Linked DNA regions of Homo sapiens: region 2 is linked to region 1. The links are chromatin loops, found by intact Hi-C in ENCODE. Cell type or tissue: Calu3. All regions are shown on one strand. Each heading gives the region's core, and the rest is flanking DNA. Links, peaks and the distances in the headings are about the cores only.

Region 1 (13,128 bases), core at 3,003-8,002:
ACACCAAGTGGGGTTTATTCCAGGTATTCAAGGCTAGTTCAGCATTAGAAAATCAATCATGTAATGCATCATATCAATAGATGAAAGAGAAAAATTCATATGATCACATCAGTTGACACAGAAAAAGGATTTGACAAAATAAAACACTATTCAGGATAAAAACCCTCAGCTAACAAAGAATGTTGGAAACTTCCTCAATATAACACCCACCGATAACCTACAATTAACACTATATTTAATGGTAAGAAACTAGACATGTTCTCCCTCAGATCAGGAACAAGGCAACTATGTCCTTGCTCATTAGTCCTATTCAACACTGTAGTTGAAATTCTAGCTAGTGCAATAAAGCAAGAAAAATAAACATAAGTTTATAGATTGGAAAGGAAGAAATAGGACTGTGTCTATTCACAGATGGCAGGATTATCTATGGTAAAAATTCCAAAATCAACAATAACCAAAAACTCCTGGAACCAATAACTGAGTATGACTAGGTCTCAGAATATAAATTTCATATATGAAAGGCTGGCAAAGAACAATTGGAACTTGAAAATTTAAAATTTTCAATACTTAGATATAAATCTGATTTTTAAATATAGATAAGATATACAAAAAAATACAAAACTGGTAGAAAAAAGAACATTAAAATATGGAGAGAGATTCAGTGTTCAAGTATTATTATTTTCATTCTCTTCTATTAAAAAATTTAAAACGTAAGTCTTATTTTACATATAGTTTAAAACTGAAATCTGAGTTCAAATGCTGACTCTGCCATTTTGGTATCTGTGTGATTTTACTTTAGTTATTCAACTCCTGTTTCCTAATTTTCACATCTGTAAATCAGATAATAGTACCTTGTAGATTCATTTTCTGTATCGAATCAGTTAATATATCAGAAGCACTTAAATGGAACCTGACAAATAGCAAATGATGTATAAATATTGCTGTTAGCATCATAACCATTACAATGGGAAACTATTCAGGAGTTTTAATCAGGGAAGACCCTGGCTGCTAGGCAGCATATTGTATCTGTTTGGAAAGAGAGTAAGACAAAGTATAAACAAAAGTATGGTTAGGGCTCACCACTTTTAAATGAATCTGCATCACATAAGGTTTGTGAATCAGAAGTAAAGTCTAAGTGTGGTTGTTACAAGCGCAGTAAAATAAAATGAAGTAAAAAAAATTTGTACTTTTACAAATGAAAATCCTGAATCATCTGATGAAGAGACTAATGTTTCAGAAACACAGGGGCACAAAAAATAAGACAAATAGGAATGCTTTATTATTTGATATTTCCAGCAAAAGAACTACAACATGGCGGAAAAACAAAATGTCATTCAACCTTCTTACACATATTTTGCAATTTAATTTTTTTTAATTGCATATGGGAAGGTGGAGACAGAAATCTCCATAATGGTTTTTATTGCTTTCGCCACTGAAGGTTTTAATCCAGTCCTAGTTCTGAAGTTATCATGTGGCCCCTGATGAGGAAAAATAAAAGTCCACTACACATTTTCTCATTTAAAGCATATTGCACCCATTGCTGTACATGGACCTTCATGAATCAGAGGTAAGAAAAATATTAGCTGAGAGTTCCAACCGTGGAGTATCCACACATCATTCACTTTTCTCCTTTAATAATTAAAACTCACTATGTAGGCAATTTTTCTCATGACATTCATTTATAAAAATGAGTAAGTAAATGTTACACCCAGCTAACTTAGGAATAGAGTTTGAATTTAGCTATTCCTAAAAACTAAATAAATAAATACATTTTCTGTTTCAACAATGTTTCAAAATGTGACCAACAGCAATTTGCCTATTCTGTCTTTTCTTCAGGCACAAAATGTATAGTGTGGCTGCTTGTATGACTGACACCAAGCCCGTTTTAACCATCCAGTTTATTTTTACACCATCCAATTTAAATTATTTTTATGATCCACAGCCCATTAATGAAGGGGTGCATCACAGCCTGTGACATCTGGCAGTGTAGTAGGTGTCAACAGAATAATCAATTACTCCTGTGGCTAATTCCCTCCATGCCCTCTCCACAGAAAGTAGAGACAAAAGGAAGGTGATATTTAATTCACAGCAGAAAGAAAACCCATTTAATAAGATTAACTGGCATCTCCCTTTCATCCTCTTCCCCTTATCCTCTCAACAATCCCCTGAGCGCCCCCAACACACACAACACACATACACACACCGGAAGTGACAGGGTTTGACAATTATGCTGAATACAAGAGCTAATTTTTTGTTGCTGTTGAGACAGAGTTTCGCTCTTTTTGCCCAGGCTAGAGTGCAATGGCACCATCTTGGCTCACCGCAACCTCCGCCTCCTGGGTTCAAGTGATTGATTCTCCTGCCTCAGCCCCCTGAGTAGCTGGGATTACAGGCAGGTGCCACCACGCACAGCTAATTTTGTATTTTTAGCAGAAACAAGGTTTCTCCATGTTGGTCAGGCAGGTCTTGAACTCCTGACCTCAGGTGATACACCTGCCTTGGCCTCCCAAAGTGCTGGGATTATAGGCATGAGCCACCATGCCCGTCCTACAGGAGATAATTTTTAAATGAACTGATCAGTTTGACTGAAAAGGACTGTGATCCACAATGCTTCAGTCCTCAGGGAGGAAGGACAGTTTTGACAGATGCAAATGTCACCAATAAGATTAAAGCAAAAACAATGTGGTCCCTTCACCAACTGCTCCATCCTGTTTCTACCTGGACAGTGGAGATGCTGTACGGTCAGCTAATGAGGCACTTTTTGCAGGTAGAATTGTTCAAGTTGCCCTTCTGAAAGGTCAGTGCTAGGTAGCAGTAAGTAGTCCCTGGCTTTCTCCTTTAGTCACATTTAAATTTTACTTGGCTCATAGCATGCAAGTAATAACTCTAGTCTTTATATTTACATAACATCCTTGTAAATAATGAAAATCAGCATGCAATACTCTCAGGTGAACCATGTTTTTAAATAAATGAAAATTGAAAATAGATTTCATTTCTCACTCAAATGATTGCTGTAGTCTAGTACCTTATTATATCACCAGCATTATTGGAGCCAGAGGGGTATTATCTAGTGTAAAAATTTCAAGCTCACAATCAAGAAATTTGTGTTCTATTCCTACACCAGGCAGCAAAGACGACAACACTATGGGACATTTACTGAAAGACACTATTCTAAGTACTTCACATGTATTATATAATGTGCACAAAATCCCTGTGAGCTAATTCATTTTATTATTTCCATTTTACATAGGAAGTAACTGGGACACAGAGCAGGTAAACAACCCACCCAAAATCATGCATTGCTGAGTAGCAGAACTCAGGATTCAATTAGGACACTCTGACTCCATCACTTCCCATACACAGAAGCTGAGGTGACTTTTAAAATATATGTGTAGCGTAAACAACAACCAACCAGAATAGATGCTAGTCTTGGCTCAGGAATAGAGCCCAAGAAAAAACTCGTGCAAAGATATTAACAATTTCTGAAGTAAGGAGAAGAAGCGACAATCCCCGTGTGGGACCAGAGCAGCAGGAAAAGACAGACAGACATTTGGCAGGGTCTGCAGCAACAGCTACCTACTAATCTATACAGAAATTTCTCAGTATTTCAATAAGAAATACAGCCATATTGGTGACACAAAGTGAATATCAACCCTATGATATGTGCACCCCAAATTAATTTACCAACACAGATTCCAATAAGAACCTAGCAACAAATAGAAATAACAGTCATATTCAGGCAATTCCTTTTAGTTTCACTGACTGCCTCTTTTTGGCCTCAAGCACATGGGAATGTGTTCATTTGCAACGTCAAAGTTGTTATCATCTTAAGAAGGTGACTGATCATATGTGAAACACAAGATGGTATGTCAGGATCTGAATTCGTTCTAATACCTTTTAAAAAAAAGTATATAGCTGGAGAATATATTACGTGAACCCTATTTAGAAAATTCCAAGATCTTTTAAAAATATCTGAACTTTGATAAAATCACAAAGGAATAAAAGACATGCTCAGGAATGACTCATAGTAGCACAAAAGATATTTAGCTATATAAGAAAGTTTCATGTTTGAAGAATATTCACTTCTTTCCACTGATCAATGGAGAAAAATGTGCATTCATTTGCTGAGAGCAGAATATGCCCCCAAACAGCAAACCAGGTTTTATATAAGTCACTTTTCATGTTAGCTAAGATTGTGTCAATCATTTAATGGGTTTTAGCTTAGGGATAAATTTTAAGCTGTTATTTTTCTGGTGAAGCCAGCAATAGGAAAATGTATGCTGAGGGAAGGAAAGAAACTGGAAAATTCAGCTAACTTAATAGAAATCTAACATTTGCTATTGCGTTGAATAATTACGTTTTTCAGATCCCTTTGAAGATGAAAGGTTTTGTATTAAACTTTTTTATTACCAGGCTATCATGAAAAAACAAATCCCTACAATGTCTGTGCATTTCTTGTTTTAAAATACGCAAGTGATCTGTTGCCTATCTTTATAACAGTGGTTTCTGTTCCAAAGAGCCTTAATCTGGAAAATATATGACATAAACTTAAACAACTGAGAATATTTAAAAATGAGCTATTCAAAAAAACATGCTATTGATACTGTTAGACGTTATGGTAGTTTGTCCACTTAACAAAGAGAAAGGCAGTGTTATGTTGGGTATAGCTATGGTAACTTAGGCAGATGACTCACTCAAAGCCTTTGTTACACTATTTATGACTCACACTTAGTAATGCTCACCCAATTACCTTTCCTAGTATATCTTCATCTTGTTAAAGTGTATGAGAACTGCTTTGGAGAGTCTAATAAGTCCAAATGAGCATTAAAAAGGAGAGAGAGTAGGAGAAGTATCTCTTGAGAAAGGTGAGTCCTTCCTATAAACTCTGGGTTTTATTATGGGCTTGCAAGCAGTACTAGAATCTGGTGTAACACATGATGACCAGATCTACTTTGTATTCAGGGAAGTCAATGAGTTCTCTAAGTGGCATGAAGCTAAGTACACCCACATAGTTTCTGAGTACATCAGTTCTTCAGTGTACATTAAGCCTTTCCAGATTTATCCACAGAGGTTGGCTGTTTGCCAGAATTCAGATTCTGTTCTGTTGTGCAGTGGGCTGAGTATTCCCAGGTGCCAGCAGAGTTTTATGCCTAGTCCTTATTTACAGTTTTTCTTAGAATTGCTTTGAAGTGTGAACAATCAAGTTGCAGCATGCTGTAAAGTTCTTTCCACATGAGCCCTTTATTTCATTTTCTGTTACAGCTCTGAAGCCTTCTCAAAACAGAAGTATTTATCTACAACTATTAAAATGCATTTGGGATGATAAATTCCTTATAAATACTTTTACATAATTTTATTCTCTTTATGAATAAGACAAAAATATAAACAGCCAATTGTATTCTTTCTCTACTACTTCTCCTCAAAAGGAGTAGTATTTAGCAAGGTGTTTGACTATTAATTATTAAAATGTATAAAATATTCTGTGGCTTAATAATACCTACAAGATGGGGCTTGCAAACACCTTGTGTATAATCACAATTGCGTATTATTTGGAATTCCTAACAAAGCTTCTAATACTGATATGATAACTAATTTGTAGCACTAAATATCACCTTTTTGGAAAGGAAGTACCTATAATAGCCTGCACACAAACCATGCCTAACATCCTTTTTCCTAACCACTATCATTTTCAGATATTCCAAACTAAATGCAGATTTTTTGTTTCCAAGCTCTATATTACCTTAAGATCAAAAGCTCTGACTTGAATTGTGTGCAAGGAGGCCAAAAAGCAGCCCAGTTCCCCAGTACTCTTTCCAAACACCACTCGGAGGTGACCAAAGGCTCAGCATCTGTGGACAGCCATTTGGAAAGCCTAGTGGGGTGAAACAGATAGCCCCAGCAAAAAAAATGGAAATAAGGGGCTCCCCTAGAAGCCGGGTAATGAATAAATTTTTCAAATTTATAAAGAACTTGGCATTTCCATTTAAAAGATGCTTTATGCTAGATACATTTTATCTTTTTTAACCCTGGATTTTGTGCTTGTTTGCCAAAAAATCACAGTCTACGTTGTGAGAATAGTACTCAAAAATAGAAGTGGTCTAGTAAGTGGTGGAGACCAGTGAGTTGCATAACCACATCAAAGGGTTGCACCTCTGTGTTATGCTCTTCCAATTTGCAGCTCTAACAAACTTTGATTTATGGTGCCAAGAGGGCCCTGTGTGGATGACTTCTGCTCCTTTCAGAACTTTTAATCTTTATTTTTAAATGTCACAATTCTAAATGATTTTTTCGGAGTTAGCCCCAGATAAATGATTCCTGGGAAGACCGCGGCGATGATCCTGAGCCCACTTGCACTTGTGGTTGATGGCACATTAAGCAATAATGCTGATAACGTGCTGCAATCAGTACCTATAGCATTTTCACCTGACCTCAAAATGAGGTTAATGCAGAAGACAAATAGAAGGGAAGCACATGCCCCATTTTTTCATCAGGCTGTTACATAAATAACAGATAAACATGCTTCTGTTCAAACCACATCAGAGCGGAAGAAAATGCTGCCAACTTCAAGCCGTCAAAGACTTAAAAATGCTGTTGTCAAATCAATTTTTTACAGCAGACTGACCTGTTTGCAGACCATTTTTAATAGCAGAAGAGTTTAGGACTTGGGCTTGGAGTACGCAAGTGATTTCCAAATGACATTTGAGATGTAAAATTTCAGTCTGCCAGCCTTTCCCTCTCTCGCGCCCCATCCACCCCCACATCCATACACATGCACACACGCCCCATCAACTTCCACTGACATTTCTTCATTACCATGAAAAGGCTCGGGCAGTCTTGGGGGATTTTGCAAAGCATCATTCCTCTTTTATACCCAGGCTCTCACTGATAAGTCTACAAATGGTTTTCAAAATTTTATGCCCCAACAGGAGGTAGGGTTTGAGTTTTTAAAGTTGTAGAGATAGTGGCTTCTAAGTTTATCCCTTTGACTTCTCTGGCCATTATTACCCACCCAGTGTGTCCCCATCTCAGGAGCTAAAATGCCAAGTGACCTTTTTGGGTGAATGGTTACAAAAACTCATGGGTACATTTAATAGGAAGAAATGTGGGCTCAATAACATGGTGTGAGAAGATTGTCAGGAGTGTGTTCTTTTTTTTTTTTTCTTAACCCAAACACAGCCTCTGTAGATTTTTTTGAATGTTCAAGTTACACCTTCCTCTTCAAATGATAAAAGAATTCAGTGTGAAATTTGCTTTCATAAACTTTTGTGAAAGGTTCTGTCGTTCTCATATAATACTTCAGGAGTATATATAGAGAACACATTCAGCTGTCTCCCTTGATGCCTTAATGATCGAATCAGAGGAAAGGGCTGTATGGGTTTCGTTCTTATTTCTTACTCAATTCTCTCCTCTGTACCATATGAACTTGGATTATATGGACATCACCTTCTTCACTAAAAATAAAAGCATGGAGTTATTTTTATTATAAAATTTAGTACCATGGCAGCCAGTGAAAGTGTAGCCCACAGAAATTTGCCATTAGAAAATCAGGAATCTTATAAAATGAGAACACTATACTGAGGAGTTCAAGTGGCAAATAGGGATGGTGTTTGTTCAGTTCAATATCCAAATCTATTAGGATGTGGGATAAGCACTTTGCTGAAAATATTTTTAAATACTTTCAAGATATGACAGGCCAGGTCAGAATCATATGGCATACAAAGAAAACCCTAGGTTAGCCTAAAGCTGCCTCCTTTCATATTTTAAGTTCAGCCTAAAAGTTTCTCCATATGTAGTGAACTGATACCTAACTGGATATGTAAACCAACTAACCAATTCTTGTGTCAATCTCTGAATTTTGGCCAATTAAAGGTGACCAACTGTTCAAACCATGTTCAAATAAGGCAAATACTGAGCTGTAACCAATCCACTGTTTCTGTACCTCAGTTCCATTTTCTGTGCATCGATTTCCTATTTCTGTCCATAAATCTTTAACCCTGTGGCTGCACTGGAGTCTCTCTGAGCCTACTCTGGCTCGGGAGGCTGTCCGATTTGTGAGTCATTCTTTGCTCAATTAAACTCTGTTCAATTTAAGGTTTTCCTTTTAACATCATATCGTGACAATATCAGCATTTCCATTAAAAGACCTTTTTCCCCTTGTAGGATGTATTAATGTCTAGTAAAAAATGGAGATATACAAAAGTTAGCACATAGTCTTGCAACTATATTTATTGCTGAAAAGTTATCTTGGCTGTTTTTAAATGATAGTATTTCAACCATACAAAAAGTTTTTTTTTTTCTACTTTATTTTTTATTTCTGGCCTCATATGACTCAAGAACAGCTTCATTTTCAACCATTAGCCCATGATGTTGGCTGCTGCGTTTAGGCAGTTTGGGGATAAAAATAAAATGACCAAGTTATTTTGTTTGGAAAGGCAGCTTCTGCACATTTGCTGTATTTTTTTTCAATAAATATTTCATAACTCTTTTTAAAACATGGCCTTATCCTTTAGCACATATGGGAGGCAGCTAAATCTAAATCAAGTAGATGTTCTAGAGCTCAGATTCCATCACTCAGGACCCAAATCTACTTTTCTGAACTAGCTCAATACAGAGATAGGCATGATAATCCCCTTAATATCAGAAATTACTAATAGACATTTTACATTTTAAAACATTAAATTATTGTGTATTCTATATATCATGCTTCAGGGAAGGGCTGAAATGCCTCTGTTTTGCTGGCTGGGATATGTCTCTCAGTTTCCATTCCACTAAGCCATACTTCCAAATTATTGGGCCAGTCCATCCACCTGGCAGTAAAACACGTCATTCTTGTCTTTCTAGATTGAGCCAACCTAGGAAGATAGGGGCCATGTACGAAAGAATTTTTTAAAAAAGAAAAAAAAGTGTGTGTTTGTGTGTGTGCGCGCATATATAAAAAGAGAGAGATAAAGCAAATATAGTAAAATGTTAAATTTTAGTGTTTCTGACTAAAGAGTACACAGTGATTATTTGCAATATTCTTGCAATATTTCTGTAAACTTGAAATTGTTCCAAAATAAACATTAAAAATATAAAAAAAAATAAAGAATGAGAATCAAAGCTCCAATGATAATAAAATATGCTTTCTGAAAGTATCAAATAAAAATTGCAACAGCCAGAATTAAACAAAGAAAGAAGGCTTTACTCAAGATTGTTGCAATAGGGGTCAAGAATATTGCAACTGAAGAGACTAAACTCAACTCCATTGAAACAAGATGGGAAGGTTTTTAAGCATTGAAGCCAGGTCTTAGGAAAGTACCTTGGGGGAATTGAGGGGAGGTTTGTCAATGTGATTAGGCCATTTGAGTTTGCTAACTGGCAATTATCACTTAGGAAAGTTAGCTTCCTGCCCTCTTACAGAGAATGGGGGTAGGGACCTTATCTTTCCTGATGATTCCATTTCAAAGGGATGGCTCCCAGGTCTTTGAGAAAGACGTTCCTAGGTAGTAAAACTGGCAAGAGGCTGAGAGAAGATTTACATCTCAAAGGGACAGAGAAGGAATTTGCAACTACAAGCTTTCTAAAGTAAATACTCTAAGAAAAGGGTGATCAGGGGCTTATAGGCAGGAAGAAATTTGTCTGAAGTGTAGTCAAGCTGGGGGGAATGTTAAGGCCTTCTTGGGCTTAACAGAAGTCAAATGTATTTCCCTGTTTTGCAAAGATGATAATAAGTTTGTCAAAAGCCATACTAATCTTAAGGGAAGAAAATCAAAGATTCAGTAGCCAATCTTAAAAGATTTTCAAGTTTCTATCCATTTGTATTACTATGTCCCTCAAACCCACAAGTTCCCTTCCTTTCTCTAGCGGGCTTAGATGTAGAGGAGAAAGGCGAACACAAGGAGTACTTTGAGTTTCTGCTGTAACACTTGTTTATTTCAAATGGCAATTTCTGCTTCTGTCTCTGGCAATCCCACCCTGTATGATGCTGACCTCACCTGTGCTAACACACAGGCGATTATAGCTTTCTTTATCATTCTTCAGCAAAGACAATCAAGTGCTTTTGGTTTATATCCTCTCCCCAGGGACCTGACACAAAGACACTCCGCAGAGCCTGAGCCAAGAAAATATTTGGGAGTCAGCACACTTAAAACTGTACATCTCTCAAGAGACACTTCGAACTAATATCCCTGAAAATCCATCAGCAGCCTTCCACTCTATCACCTCTAAATCTGAGGTCTCTGTTCCCTTTTTTTAATGCACTATCCAACTGCTAACAATTTTACTCGATCTACTAGCTCTACCAACACCTCTATTAAAAAGCATCAAGTACCTTCAGCGACCTCACAACTACAGAGTTTTTGTTTTGATATTGTCACCCTTAGCCTTTGGACAGAATTCACCACCTGTTTAGCAACCAGCTCTTCTTTGAGGCTTTTTCTCCCCCTTGGAGCCTATGATAATGTGCTTTTCTGGTTCTCTTCCTGCTTCCCTATTTTTTTCTTTTTGATGTCTGTCATGGACCCTACTTTCTAGATTTATGCCCTAAAGGTAGGAATACTCCAAGGATCTGTCTTCACCTTCTTCTGGTCTTGATCTACACCTTGTTGTTGGGTTAGTTCGTCCACTTCCGTAGTTTCAACTACAACCTTTCTGCTGATGACTGTAACTACCATTTTCATGCTGATGATTGAAACTACCACTTTTATGGTGTTGCAAGTCAAACTGTCTTCAGTTTCTGTCTTTCTCCCTCAGCTCTAAACACTCTAGCTGTCTCTTAGACAAAGAGAACCTAAAATTCTGCTAACACTTCAAACTGAACATATACAAAACCCAATTAGACCATTTTCACCCCTCCACGCCTGCCTCTCACCTCATATTCTCCAGTCTACATGTAACATTCTATTCAAGTTTCTCTGATACTTGATAGGGCTGCACCTGTCTTTCTACTTTCGCTCCGGGTGAACTGCTCCAGCCCTGCCAGATGATCGCCCACGCTCCAATCGTACTGTGCTCTTTCCTTTCACACTCTTGATGTTTGTTCCATGCTGAGCACTTACACCCAGGGGTTGAAATGCCACATTATATTCCTGGTCCAGGGATGTAAGCTGCTTCCCAATTTCTCTGATTATAATTAATATCTATTCAGCACAACATTGCTTCTATCCTTTATAACACAACATTTTTCTTTGTTTTTTTTTTATATACATGGCTATCTCTTTCATCAAATGAAAAATTTCTTGATAGCAGAGTCTACATCCTACTCTTGTTTTTATCCTTACAATTGTCTTTCACAGAGTGGGTCTTCAGGGCATGTGTGTTAAATGAAATAGAGCATTTTCCATAGGCAATTTGAATCTGTTCTGAATCCCTCATGAAGGTCTAAATAAATAGGCTGTAGATACTAGAGAGGTGAAAATTAAACAGATCCACCAGATCTCTTGATTGGGTGGGGTTTGGGGACTGATAACTGTGTATCAGTACATTTTCTGATATTTTGAACTGCTCTTATTCTGCTGACAATAGCAACTTAGTATTTTGTTTCACGTCATAAACCTCTAAGAGAGAGGAGGTGAGAAAAGCACTCTGCAATCTCTCCTGGTCAAAGGAAAATGCCCAGCTATCCTAAGATTAGTTTTCGAAGCCCATTTAAAAGATGTAGCCAATGTAACCAAAATGTATTCATAAATGCTTTACCCAGTTGGCTCTAAGTAGATACAACTCATGGGAAGGGCTGCCCTCTCTTTTCAAGTGGAAATATGTGGCAGAGAAGAAAATTAGCAAAGTAATGTCACAGAAGTATCTCCTCTCAAATATGAGCAAACATGACCAATGTTCAAGGTAGTTTTGGAAGGCTTATTCCAGCCTGGCTGGATCACACAGGAGTGACATCATCACCCACTGGAAAACAGGGGACGAATTACCATGGAATATCATAATCTGAAGTGGCTCACAAAAGCTCTGCCATTGCCAGTGCAGGAAACTTGTCTCAAATATAGCACACTTTAGGAGCCACAGATTTTCCTTCCTTTTGGGAAAAATGTAGATATAAGTACTGGTTAATCTTAGAAGCTGATAATTATAATTCTTGCCCAAGTAAAAGTGCAGTACTAAACCAAATAATACTCTTCCTAAAGAAACAGGATGTAGTTAATAATAGCTTCTTTTTATTGAACACCCACCATGGGCCAGATGCTTTATCTGCATTTGTGTTTATTTTTACAATAGCCCAGCAAAGTAAGTATAATTATCTCCATTTTAGTTTTGTGGGAACTGAGGCTTACAGAGCAAAATAATGGGTAGACAATAAATTTGAACTTGAACTCAGGTTTTCCTGACTCCAGATTTTATGCCTGTTCAAATCTATTTTGCTGTCATAATAGAAATGCATCAAGGTACTGAGGGATTATTTTCAAGATAAGATGTGAACCCGCTGCTGTCACTTAAAGCTCTCCAATTCTTATAGATGTAAAATGGAGATACATCCAAAAAAGGTTTAGAAAAAATAATGCAGTGGAAAGTATCAAAGATAGGACAACCGCATTGTTCTTCTTGGACTTTGTAAGATACCAATGCTGGTTAGGATGAACTCAGGACAAGTCCAGCCTATGAGAGCCAGAAACAATGATCGAGTTATCTACTTAACATTGTTTCTCCTCTCTGAAAACCTGGAGATGTCAATGCTATAGTAAGCCTGCCTAGGCCTATCCTATTTCTAATTGACACTGACAGAGGTAATAAATTTTAACCTTTTCTGTGTATCTCAGGCAGCCCCTGGCCCCTTGAAAGCAACATGTGATTGACTTTTGGAATGCTATGCAAAGAAAGGTCTGAAAAGAATACGCTGCTTCCTTAACCAGTCCCCTTATCCTTCAAGAGTTTGTAAAACTACTAGATTACAGTTTGTCTAATGTGTGGCCACCAGGTGTGACAAGTATTTTTCATAGCCCCTCCTTCCTGGGTGACCATTTTTTCCTTATGACTCCCTCTCTGCATGAGAGATCATCCCTGTGGCTCTTGCCATCCTTTCCATTGACTTGACCTTCTTTCAAGATCTCCTGTGATCATCTATAATGCTCTGATTCATGATCCACATTCTCACCTGGAAATTAAAACTTGACAACTTTTAGAATTATTTTTTGCAGATAAACT
Region 2 (13,128 bases), core at 4,142-9,141, 130 kb after region 1:
AGTAGAGCATGGGAGTAATATTAGATATATACTGATCTGAAATGGAAGGGCAAGAATTAATGAAATAACTACCTGAAGAGTCTTGCTCCGGAAATATACGTAGTTATAAAATTTTCAAAGATCTGGAGGCACAGAAGCATGTGCCAACATTAAGAAAGCAGCCAGTATCTTAGGTCTCTGATGAGACATCAGATTGCCATGAAGTTTATAGATTTCGACAGCAAAGGAAACCAGGATGCGTAGTGCTTCAGCAGGTGACCAGTCAGGCAGCAAGCAACATTTATGTTCAGTGGGGACAGGCCTCAGCCTCTGTGTTACTCTTTAAATATATAACTTTAGTGTAAGAGCAGAAGACTACTGAGTTTATGGAAGAATGTCAAGCTCTTAGTTGGGGTTATAGGGCAGAATTCTAGCACTGAACATAAAAGGTAACTGGACCAAATTTGGGAGTAAAGTCAAAACAAAAACTCAGTATCAATGGATTAAGCCAGCATGGTGGAGGAGGAAATAACTATGGCTTTGAAGCAACATGAGTTTCTACTCCCTGAGATTGAAGGAGCTGAGTCCTGGATATTGGCAGTGAGGGGAAAGCAGGAGCAATCAATACTATAGGTAAAACTCTATGGTTTGCCCAGGACAGTCCTGGTTTTGCCCCTTATACCAGAGCCCTTCTTCATTCAGCATTTGCACTAGAGAAAATGCCCAAGTTTAGTTGACATATATGTGGTCACTCTACTAGCCACATGATCTGGAGAAGGGGAAGGCCAAATGATAAGGATACCTAATATTTACCGCACCTGCCAGGTAAGCTTAAATGCTGCAGTTGAGACAATGAGAGCAGAGGGTAGACAGAACCAGCAGAGGTTCATAGACTGGCAGAATGAGGCAACAAAGGAAAAAGTGATCGAAGACCACCTACCCAGGCAGAGAAGTAACTGCACTCTGATATCCAAATATAGCTTTCTTTTGGTATGTGAGTTAAAAAAAATAATATTAATGCCTTAGTTAATTATATAATGCTTCCCCCACAGAGCTACAATTTCTTTCTACACTTTAACATTTTTGTTTTCTCATTGTCAAGTGACCCTGTTGTTTCCCAAATGAATCAATTGGATTTGGCTTGGATTAATTTAATTGAAACAACTGCTATCATGATGCAAAAAAAAATGCATACCCAGTTAATATAATAGGACTGATTACATGACTGTAGTCTGAAAAAGAAAAAAGAAAAAAAATATGCAATCATATATATCTAAATCTCTACCAAAGCAAACTCCACAAATCCAGTAAAATTACGCATTTTACTAATTTGCTTTAATTCAAGTCAATTCTATAGCTTAAATTTAACATTCCCACTCCTGGGAAGCCAAATTCTTTAGAGATTGAATATCTTAAATCCTTAGGCCAAGATAGAGCCTTTAATTGAAAAATAATCTTACTCTTTCTTTCTGTGTTAAGGGGTAAAAAATTAAAATCACTGTATTTTTTTCCCCTTCTGGTCCTAAGAGAGGTTTCCCCATTCATGACATAATTGAAAGTTTTCAAACCTAAAACACTTTTACAGCAGGAACAAATCAGGCTAAATAGAATCCCTCTCTCAGCTTTTTGGAGAACAGGCTCCATGAAGCTCTCAGAGGGCTCAAAGTAGGACAGTGTAGTAAGAAATGAGGCTAGAAATAAGGGCAGGGTACCAATGGGGAAAAGGGGCTTAGCAAATAATTACCTAAGAAAACATTCACCAAAAGTTGGAAATCTTATAACCAGAGTGGCCAACAACATTAAGTAAGAATTTATTTATATTGATATATAAACAAATGACTAAGAAGACATAAATTCTCTAAAGTACTGTTTCCTGTATTTAATCAGTTTCAAAGCAGTACAGTGTAGTGGTCAAGAGTATAACCTTGAGTATCAGTCTACCTGGTCCCTGCTCTTAGCTCAATCTCCTACAATGTAGGAGATGTAACTAACCCCAGGTACATTATGTAACCATTAATTCTCAGTTAGATCATCAGTAAAACAGGGTTGGTCATAGTAGTATGTCACAGAGTTATGAGAATATATCCAATTAATATATGCTCTAAAAATGTTTAATATCATCTTTTCTAATCCTTTTTTCATTCTGCCAGTGAAAGTCAGCAGAAATTTTAATGACTTCTCATCTGGGAACTGGATGGTTTCCACTGAGTAAGATGGTTTTGTTCATTCAGGTTTCTCTTTATAATCATCTCTGAAGCTCCCTTTCAACTCTCCCTGGATCAAACAATTGTCAGCATTTGCACATATGGGGATATTTAACCACATAGTTTGGACAACAAATTTGCTTCTGAAGACTAGTGATTCTGTTTATAGTGTAGTTTAGAATCCAAAACATGTTCTTCATCCTGAGATATACTCATACCACATAGCTTGTACTAAAGAAAATAATCAAAGCCACTTGCAAAGTACATTGAGGATAAAGAGATAAAATAATGAATGTCATTACTGCTTTAAAACCTAAGTTTTAGAGCAGTCCCTCAAACAATTTTAGCCCATATGCACTTTTGATAAGTATAAATATAATGAAACATTCATAAGTATTATTAAGTAATATGTGGAATTCATAGGTATTAATAAGTAATATTTGGAATATGCAGATAAACACCGCATACTAGGACTACATGAAGAGTACATTGAAGGTCTTATTGTACAGGTGCACACAGAGACATTAATTCTCATGTTGGCCCAGAAGGACATACTTACTTTACCAAAGGAAAGAACTTTTATCAGCTTCCTTCACTGCTCTAAGGTTGTTTCCTTGTGGGAACAAAATAGGTATAAATTTGCCTATATTTGGCAGTTGTAATGAGGATTAAATAAAACCATGTATATATAGTATATATAGCACAGGGCCTGATATAGGGCAAGTACTCAATACATGATATATATATCGTCTTAGAAATCATTAGCCCTATTAGTGTGTTAGAGTATATTTTCACACTATGTACAAAATTCTTAAAATTTATAATGTAGAAGTCAGGGAGTTAGAAAAATAAATTGAATATAAAAGCTACTGATTAAGTATCAGTGTATTTTTTTCCAGGATTTATATTCCTTGTGCATTTCCAATTTTTTTTACTTTTTAATCATCTTTCAAGTTCTTTCCTCATTTTGAAAAATTTGAAGATAAATAATAAAAACACATCCTAAGAAGGCTATGATATTAGAAAGAAAGCTTACAGCCAGGTGTGTTCTTTAATCTCTGTGAAACTTAATAGGAATTCTATTTTCTTCTTCTGACTTGAATAACATTTTCTTTTGAAGTAATTTAAAACATATAGCTATCAATATTATACATATTCAATAAGAAAATTCCAATAAGCAAGGAAAAGAAAATACAAATTACTTTCGGTAATTATCTGCTTCAACCATAACAGAGGAACTGGTACTAAACAAATTCTGCCACCAAAAGCAATTATAAAACTGGAAAAATATGTAATGCAACTCTTTTAAGCATTGGGCAGTAGGCAGCACAAGAGCATAATCTCTGAAAGAAGGGAAACTCACAAGGTGACTCACATGTTTGTTCTAGCTCTCTGCCTAGAGATAATTGCCTAGTTCCCAGTCTAGGGAGCTTGAGTTCAAGTGGAGCATGGTGGTCCTCCTCAGATGTGGAAAGAAGAGATACACGTTTGAGGCCACCCAAGTGACTGGAATCTGTTGGGCAGGAAACTGAAAAGATGGGAGCTACACAGGGATTGGGAGTGGGAAAGGCAGAAGCTCATTTAGGAATTCTCTATGAATCTTTGGCTGAGGACTGGTTTGCACATGCATGGAACCAGACTATACAAGGCTTAACAATGAGTAGCAACTATAGGTCTGAGAGAGAAACAGAAATACTAGAGATCAAACAGTGCTGGGAAGTAGAGTTTCAGCCCAATTCCAACACAGACATCTAGCTGAAAATCAGAAAGGCCGCAACCTGAGGACTAAAGATCACACCCTAGAGTAGACCTATTCTAGACATGCTCTAACAAAGCCTGAATAACAAAAGCCAAAAATTCTTTAAATAAGTTCAGGGGATGTAGTACTTGGGAGCTCAGATCCTTCCAATTTAGAGGGGCTTAAGAAGCAAGTTGGGATTTTCACAGAACTACCATAAAAAAGCATAAAAACAGACACATGTTCACTGCGATCAGCCAGTTATTGGCCTGCCTGCAAGAACAAAAATCAATGTTCTTTAGAGGTGGCTAGCAGAATCTAGAATCACAACAATGCATTACCCTAACATCTGGTATATAATAAATATCAGTGTACATGCAAACAGGAAAATGTGGCCCACATTCAAGAAACAAAAACAGTCAATAACTGACTCTGAAAAGGTTCAGATGTTGGATTTAGCAGGAAATAATTTAAAGAAGTTGTTACAAGTAATTTTAAATATGTAAAGGAAAATATGGTCATTTTGAGTGAACAGATAGGGAATCTGAGCACATAAATGGAAAAAAAGAACCAAATGAAAGTGGAAACAATAAATGAAATTTTTAAAAATTCTGACAGGCTTAACGACAGATTAGAGACGACAGAAGGCAGAATCAGTAAACTTGAAGCTAGAGCAAAAAAAATTATACAATCTGAAAGCCAGGCAAAACTATAACATTCATAACTTGGGAAGATACAGTGAAAGATATACATAAAGAGAAACAATGGCATTAAATGTATCTCTAAAACAACAAACACACACTAAAAATGAATAAGAAGCCACCTGATGACCCACATACATAAGGTCAAACTAAACCTAAATGAAAGAGATAATATATATAAGAAAATAATTTTTTAAAAAAATAGAAAATAAATGCCCCAAAGGGGATCAACAAAGCCAAAGTCTGGTTCTTTGAAAAAAATTGAAAGATGTATTACTTCCAGTACTTAATTTTCCGCATATGTCTAAATGTTTTATATATGAATATATATGTAGCTATTCATGTAATGAATATGTCATATCTAATATATAAAATAATTTAGCTATATTAATATTAAATATATTATTTTCTTGGTATTTATGATTAATGATAGTCATGTCTTAATTTTGAATTACTTTATTCAAAAGATAAAGTGACTTTTTTGTTCCATTTAACATATTGTACTTTTAACATAATATCAACTCATGTTCTGTTGTTGATTATGCTTGCCTTGTTGATTTTGAGTATTAAGTTACTTTGAATTTGTGTGTAGGTTTTAACATGTGTCAAGAACAACATGTAATTGAATTGAATTTTTAAAATTTCATCTTATAATCTCTGTGGTAAGTCCAATCCAATTTCTTTTATAATTTAAGAGACTATACCTTTGCTTATGTTAATCATTTATATTCTCAATTTTTAAAGTTATTTGTTGCTCATAATTTCTCTTGTTTTATATGAGGCTTGTATTCCCTTTTATTTTTCTAAATTTTCTTCAATCTTTAGAGAATGCGTCCTAATTTTAATCATTCCAAATATATAAGAATTCTCAAAAGCATCTTAAAATGTATTTATTTGATTGTCATCATCAAAAATATGTTTGGGTCTTTCTTCTTTAATTAGGAAAATTTTACTCTCTTCCCAGTAACTCCCCACACATACACACCACTCAAACTTTGATGATATTACTAATATTTCTGGTACTGATTACAGGTATAACATATTTTCAAATAACATTAATTTTCATTAAAGAGTAATTACTGTGTTACATTTAGTTTTAAACCCAGATTTATAATCTAATCATTTTGATCTTTAATTGCTTCTAGTGCTTATTACTAATTTCAACTTCTAGTCAATGCCATTGCCGTGTCCCTTCCTAGACGGTGTTTTGCCATTTGAAGCTAACATCTCTAAATTAGCAGAGCTCAAAACTGGGAAACTGGAAGCAAAAACTCCACAAGTGTGTTTGAAGGTTTAACAAGGGGAAACTCCACTTCCATGTTCACTTCCCTTGATTCCTGGATCCCCATGTTATTCCTTGAGAACAGCAGCCCAAATGGTGTTTGTTTCTAAGTATATGCTGTATACTCTAAGATCAATCTCTCACAAAATCAGGTTGCTACCATCCCATTTGTGCCATAATTTAGTCTTTGGGAGACCATTTTATTAAACTAGTCAGTTGCTTTTGCGTGAAGAAGCTTATGGTAATTACTAGGTGAATTCCATATACATGAGTCATTGCCACATGTATTTTGCTATGAAATGAGTTCCCTGACCAGGATCAATGTTGCTTGTATCATGGTAAATAATAAGGCATTCATAAGCCTGTGGATAATAGTGTTTGTAGAAACTTTGTGGGCAAGGAAAAAAAATGCATATCCAAAATAAGTGTGTATTCTAATGAGGAACAAATCTCTGCCTCAGCCAAGATAGAAGGAGGACAATGTAAGCAATCTGAGACCAAATGGCCCCCTCATCTCTCTCAGGAGGATCAGGACGGCTCTCTCAGAAGTCCGGCTCTAAGCCAAAATCCTGTGTGTGTGCATCTTTCAAGCCCAACCATTGATATTTACAAAGGCTCTGTACTACAGCCCTTCTGGGGGATACTGCCCCTCACACACTGGGCTCAGTAGAAAGCCTGTGCATTAATTTTTTGGAGGAAGTTTTAGTCAAGGCTTCTGGCTCCCTATGCTCATGTGGGTGTCTGCATTCCTCTCCCAGGGACCACCACTCAGAGGCCTCCTCATTGGCAAGGTGGGGTGAGGTTTGATGGTCTTGACTGAGGCACTTTCAGCACAAATTCAAGATCAAAGATACGATAAACTAATCCCTTTCTAACATGATCCCATGTATTATATTAGTCAGAGTTCAATCAGAAACTTGGAAACAATACTAGTTATTTTAACTAAGAGAATTTAACATAGGAAAAGCAGTTAGGCACTGGAGGACTAAATAAGCAAAGGAAAACACTGAGCCACCACAAGTTAGTAACTGCAGGAAACAACAACCAACCTTAAGCCAGGAAAACAAAAGATAAATGTTGCTAATATCTGCACCTGCAGAGCTCTGAGAAGATGGCATCTCTGACTGCTACTAATGCTCCATTTGCTCAGAGGAGGAATCCCCCGCAAGTCTTGGATTCAGACATTTAAGAAGGGCTTTCTAGGTAGCACAATGAGGCTGATCTGAGAATGTGGAAAGAAGCTGGCAACTGGAAACAACTCTGCTTTCTGAGGTGAAGAAATGTTTCCTAGAGGTGCTGACAGGAACAATATGGAAACAGAAAGAAGCAAGTTATTTCTCTGTGTTCTGCCTCCCAGCCTCCTCTGGCACCTCCTATTGGTATTCTTGGCCAGGGAGAGCCACTTGGCAAAGAAGACATGTAATTTGCATTGTACCAGCCCCAGAATCACAAAGCAGATTACACAAAGTTGGGTTTAGGGATAAGAAATAAGCTTAACAATTGATACACCATGTCTTCATTATTTTAAAGCTTTTAATTTTTATTCATCTCTTGGTCAATTGGAGTGAATCGACATAATTTCAGTGCCATATTTTTTTTTTATTTTTTTGTGGCTTTGGAATCTAAGAATGTTATTCTTTTGCCTTTGTTAATAAATGACAACTTATTTTTTTACAAAAGTCCTGTGTTATAATTGTTTTTATGCTCAAAATTTCTTAGATATTATTTCATAATACTCAGGAATTTAATGTTGTAGAGGAGAGTTTGGATGCTATACTGTTTTGTTATGTTGCAGGTAATCTGTTCTCCTCGAGTTATAATTGAATTATTTTTATTCTTAATACATAGAACATTAAGCTCAGTCTGGGTATATCTTCATTTGCTTGGTTTGGAATAGTGACCCTATTTCGATCTGTATCATGGTCTGCCTTTGGCTGGGATATTTGCTCTCATTTTTTATGATTGAATAGTGCATCTTTCTCATTTGTTCCAATTTCTTCTTTAGATGTAGAATTATCAATATATTGGCTTTCCAGTTTTGTTCTTAGATATATATTATTTCTTATTATCATATATATTTTTCCTTCCCTTTGATGACTAGGAGAGCTATTCAAATATATTCTTTACATCATGGATTCGTTTTTCTGCAACATCACTTCTGCTCAGAACTGCTATTACCTTTTAATTTCTTTCAATTCTTCCTTATCGCATCTTATCTTTCACTCTAATCCTGTTGCCTTTTAATATTATTCAGGTTTTCCTTCATGAGTCCTATAACTGCTGTTCATAAATGCCATGGTTCCTTGTAACCTATTGCAGATGCTGAATTTTTTTTGAAATTTTCTTCTCGACCATTCATTAGATAATTTTTAGAAGTATTTTCTGCATGTAAGTCTTCAAATGCCATTCTCATTATCTCTTTCTTCAGTTCACGTTACTGGGATTTCTTTCTTTTAAGAGATCTCCTAAAATGGTGTCCTATATTCAAATACAATGTCTCCTATCAGATATGGTGTGAATTGTTTTGTGTCTTATTTTCTTCTTCTGTGGCAAATATCTTTCTTCAAGCTACACCTCAGGATCAAATTTGTGTGCTCAGTTCCCAGTATAAGTTTGTTTCCAAGAACTTTCAAATAAATTGTCTTGTGAGATGAAATCTTTTAGTGTTCATACTCTCTGGTTTCTGTCATTCTGAAAATAAGGTGTACATGAAAACTTAGAATTTCCAACATGCTCTTCCTTCAGAGTTATTCATGTTTTCTCTTACATCTTTACAGGTTTACTTATGTTGATTATTCATCTTCAATATCATGTGCTGCTGACAGCACTTCTCACCCTCTTACCCACTGCCACTTCTGCCCAGGCATCTTCGTGGCTTTGCTCTCTCTCTTCCTCTCTCTCTCAGGAAGATGTATAGTCAAAGTGGATACTAATTCTGCCTACTTGCCATGTAAGCAGAGTGTTTGCCTATTTTTCCAGTGAATACATTTTCTGAAAATTTGAATCTGGATGTAGGTGTACCTGTTTTTTTTTTAAATGCTTTATTATATGAAGACAGGAGTATCTAATTAGGAGTGAATGATTGTGTTTTTCTCAATCCAGATTCATGTGTGTTTGATACCAGATTCCCAAAAAATTAGAGCTTGAGGCAAGGACTATTTAGACTGTATCAACCCAGGACAGCTAAAGTGAGGCATAAAAAAGTTAGGTGAAGAAGAATACAAAACTGCAAAGTGATGCATTGCAGCGTCAACTACCACTTCACACAGGAGTCCCTCCACAGGTCCCTCCGCAGGTATCTCTGCTAGACATTCTGAAACTATCAGGAGAACTGTATGAAGAAACATTCTTGGAGCAGTGCATGTGATACAGGAAGAAGGTGGAATTTATTTGTATGCTTTTTCTTGACTCTTGCTTCCCAGGGGACACAGTTTACTCATGAGTGAGTTACCCCTATCACACTTCCAGGTTGCGTCATCTGGATCCTTTGGTAGCTGTTCAGGATGCCAAATCCTATGACCTGTAGTACGTATTTTAGTTGGGTCCAGGAGTGTCAGGGGAGACCAAAAGTCTAGGTATATAAGACTGGTCAGCCTGGTTGCAAAGAAGTGGCCTAGAGAGAGGGCCTGCCACTCTCAAGGCCGATGAGTTGTTGGCTGCTTCAGGTGGAGTCAAAAAGGTAGAGAAAAGGGAGTGCCATGGCAATCTGGAGTGATTAATACAATTTACATGATACAGTGTGCCTTATCATTATGAATTTCTGTGGATTATTGCATTAGAGCACTGATCGGATGTTATTGCAAGTGTTTTTGTCACTTTTTGGCAACTGAGCTCATGTTTTTATAGTGGGAGTTTTTTAGTAGGAGTCTAGTGGGAAGTTGATATTGAGTGCTGATGGCCAGATATGAGAGCAACTTTCGAGATTTGCATGAATGCTTTAGAGATAGTAAGTTTTATCTCTGTACCTACGTTAACATATAACTTATAATTATCAGTATGCAATTTGTCAAATTATTCTAGCTGATTTATTTTTAATGAAAGGTGAACTCTAATTTATTAGTTGACATTGTTTAATTCCTTGTTAAATTAAAAAGGATTCATTCTCTGCTGGAATGTCTAATATTTGACATGTCACATTTTCTGTTTATATTTTATTTTGAAGGAGTGGGCTGATTTTGATGAAATAAAGATAGCTAATAAGAGGTATCAAGACAAACTATAAAATTATTTTGTGGTCCTGGCTGCCTTCTTGCAAAAATGAATAAAAAATTCGCATTAACATATCACCTGTGATTATACAAGTCATGCTTTAGAATTCAAGGAACTAGATAAACTACAATATGTGCTCTATTAAAATATTTGAATATATAATGGTAATAAGTGACTACCATTTGGAGAAATATAAGTCAAAAAATTACATAATTTTTTCTCTTTACTGATTGTATGTCATCTTGCACAAAAATAGCAGTGGAACTAATCTACCAAGAATGGGAAAACTGTTCTGAGTTAGTTTTCTAGTGGCTAGAAAGTGAATTTTACAAATTAAGTTTTATACCATCACACATGTAATCATTTGAATCATGTACTTATGATCTAAAGAAATTATAGTTTGTTATTTTTTCAATATTCCAACGGAGCAAAACAAACCTATATATGTGCACTTCATCCTCAAACATAAATGGGTCAGTTCTCTGGATTTAAGACACTGGCCAGGCGCGGTGGCTTATGCCTGTAATCCCAGCACTTTGGAAGGCTGAGGCAGTGGATCACGAGGTCAGGAGATTGAGGCCATCCTGGCTAACCCGATGAAACCCCGTCCGTACTAAAAATACAAAAAATTAGCCGGGCGTGGTGGCACATGCCGGTAGTCCCAGCTAATCTGACGGCTGAGGCAGGAGAATCGCTTGAACCCGGGAGGCAGAGGTTGCAGTGAGCCAAGATCATGCCACTGCACTCCAGCCTGGGAAACAGAGCCAGACTCCGTCTCAAAAAAAAAAAAAAAAAAAAAGAAAAAGAAAAAGAAAAAAAGACAGTAAAGATAATTTATTACTTGGAAAGTATATGTCTCTTACAGAAAAATATGAAATAGAAATCTAGTTTTTCCTAGCCAGTTTTAACTTTGTCTTTATTTAGGTAGTTAGGGGGGAAAAAGGATGGAAGAAAAGTAGAGAGGAAAACATGGCCAAGGGGAACAGGAAAATGAATAGTGAACAGAGAGATAATTGAGAAAGGTACATTAAATTTATCTGTCAGGTGTTGGAGATCAGTATTAAAAATTTAAAGCACCCAAACCAGAACATCATTACCAACTTCAAACAAAGAGAATGACTTTACTGCACTGTTTTTAAGGGTTTTTTTAAATCAAGATACTCAAAATTCATTTTTTCCAGATAGTTATTCATATTTTAATGATCATCAAATTAAGTAACATGCCCTAAGTTCCTGGACAACACCATTTTTTACTAAAAACAAAAACAATTTTTATCAAAGATGTTTATACCTAAGGAATATAAAATCTAGCTAGCAAAATTCCACTGTGTGAACCAGAGAATATATGAAGTTATTCTGTGCATTTCCTCTCAGAATTTGACTGTACAATGTGACCTTTAGTGAAAGCTGGCATTATATACAGATATTTTGATGTCTCAATTGCATGAAAACATTTCTTAACAAATCGAAATCAGTGAACTGTCTCTACTCATATATATATATGTATATATATATAAAATATATGTGTGTGTTTATATATATGTGTGTATATATATACACATTGAACCCAGGAGGCGGAGTTCATATATATATATGTGTATATATGTATATATGTATATATATGTGTGTGTGTCTAATATGCTCTTGTCTAATATTTATACTTATGTATATACACACATATATATCTATAAAATACAGAGTAGAATCTTTTGAGCTAAGGGGAGAACGTGGAAGAGGGGTTACTAAATAATGTTAGAATAGCTTCATTGAAAAGCAGTGTAAACAGCTTCATTGAAAAGTAATGCTAGAGGGAAGCCATAAACCCTCTCATTCTGTAATTAAGAATTTTGATAGATAAGATAAAAACAGTAACTTCATTTCTCAAATAAGATAAAAACGATAACTTCATTTCTCAAATTTGAATTTTTCTTCAAAAAGTGCTTTAGTTGCACTTCATTTCACATACCATATTTACCTTCCAGCCTCAGGACAACTGACATGAAAAATGTATATTCCTACAAAGAAACTTTAAAAAAAAAAAACAACCAAATGACTTGTTTCACTTTTATTTAAAAAAAACTAACAGGTTTTTCCAATTTTTTAATATTTCTGCTAGTAGAAAAAGGTTTTCAGTTACTCGACAGATACACCTTATCTCATACTGCAATTCTCTCAGGCAATGCGTACACATTTTGTGTCCGTTCACAGTGCAGTTCACTTGGAGACAAAAGCAAAAAGAATTTGTTTCACTTGAGCTATTCCTTTTTAACATATGCTTTCCAGCTGACTAACGTTATTTTTAAAATTGTAACAGTCAAAAGGGCATCAGCCATAACCATCAAAATTGTTATAGTTTTTTTTAGCATGATAATGCTCAAGGAAGGGACTAGAAATTTGTTATAATTTTTCATTAATGTTCTAGCATTCATAGTATGTCATGTATATAGATAGCCCTATAATTACCTACAAATTAACTATATTAAAAGATACCTCGATTTAAAATATCATGTTCAAAAACTACCTCCTATGAAATATTACCACTGGAGAAAAAATTCTTATGTTACCATTCTAAGTAAGAATATCTCATTGGCCTTGCTGTTAAAAGAACAATAGAAGACTAATTAGCTCAACTATGTATTAGTCCCAGTGAGGGAACCCCAAAGCCCACAGTAATTTTGACATAGATGTATGCCACATGATACCTTTATTATATGCTAATGATATTTGACCAGGAAACATAATAAAACTTCTTTAAAAATTCAGCCAGAGGCCGGATGCAGTGGCTCACGCCTGTAATCCCAGCATTTTGGGAAGCCGAGGTGGGTGGATCAGGAAGTCAGGAGTTCAAGACCAGCCTGGCCAACATGGTGAAACCCCGTCTCTACTAAAGAAACAAAAAATTAGCTGGGCGTATCGGCATGCACTTGTAATCCCAGCTACTCGGGAGGCTGAGGCAGGAGAATTGCTTGAACCTGGGAGGCGGAGATTGCAGTGAGCCGAGATCACGCCACTGCA

What was found. Peaks named below come from ENCODE experiments on the same cell type or tissue, not always from the same donor. Only the 100,000 strongest peaks of a DNase experiment are listed, where the experiment ranks them.
Region 2: a loop joins it to region 1, with 3 times the contacts of the local background. A loop is called at or near these places in 4 of 110 quality-filtered maps.

The regions. Positions count from the first base shown.
Region 1 is chr7:115,222,920-115,236,047 of GRCh38, reverse strand. It overlaps LINC01392 (long intergenic non-protein coding RNA 1392), which reads left to right and starts at 4,693. Exons shown (of 5, transcript NR_126407.1): 1 at 4,693-4,865. RefSeq lists enhancers at 9,079-9,647, 9,648-10,217. In Calu3, for the core only: no CTCF peak of the experiment used is centred there; a DNase peak (open chromatin) is centred at 5,067.
Region 2 is chr7:115,090,579-115,103,706 of GRCh38, reverse strand. All of the region lies in intron 1 of LINC01393 (long intergenic non-protein coding RNA 1393), which reads right to left. Among named protein-coding and RNA genes, the nearest start is that of LINC01393, 18 kb to the right of the region's middle. In Calu3, for the core only: no CTCF peak of the experiment used is centred there; no DNase peak of the experiment used is centred there.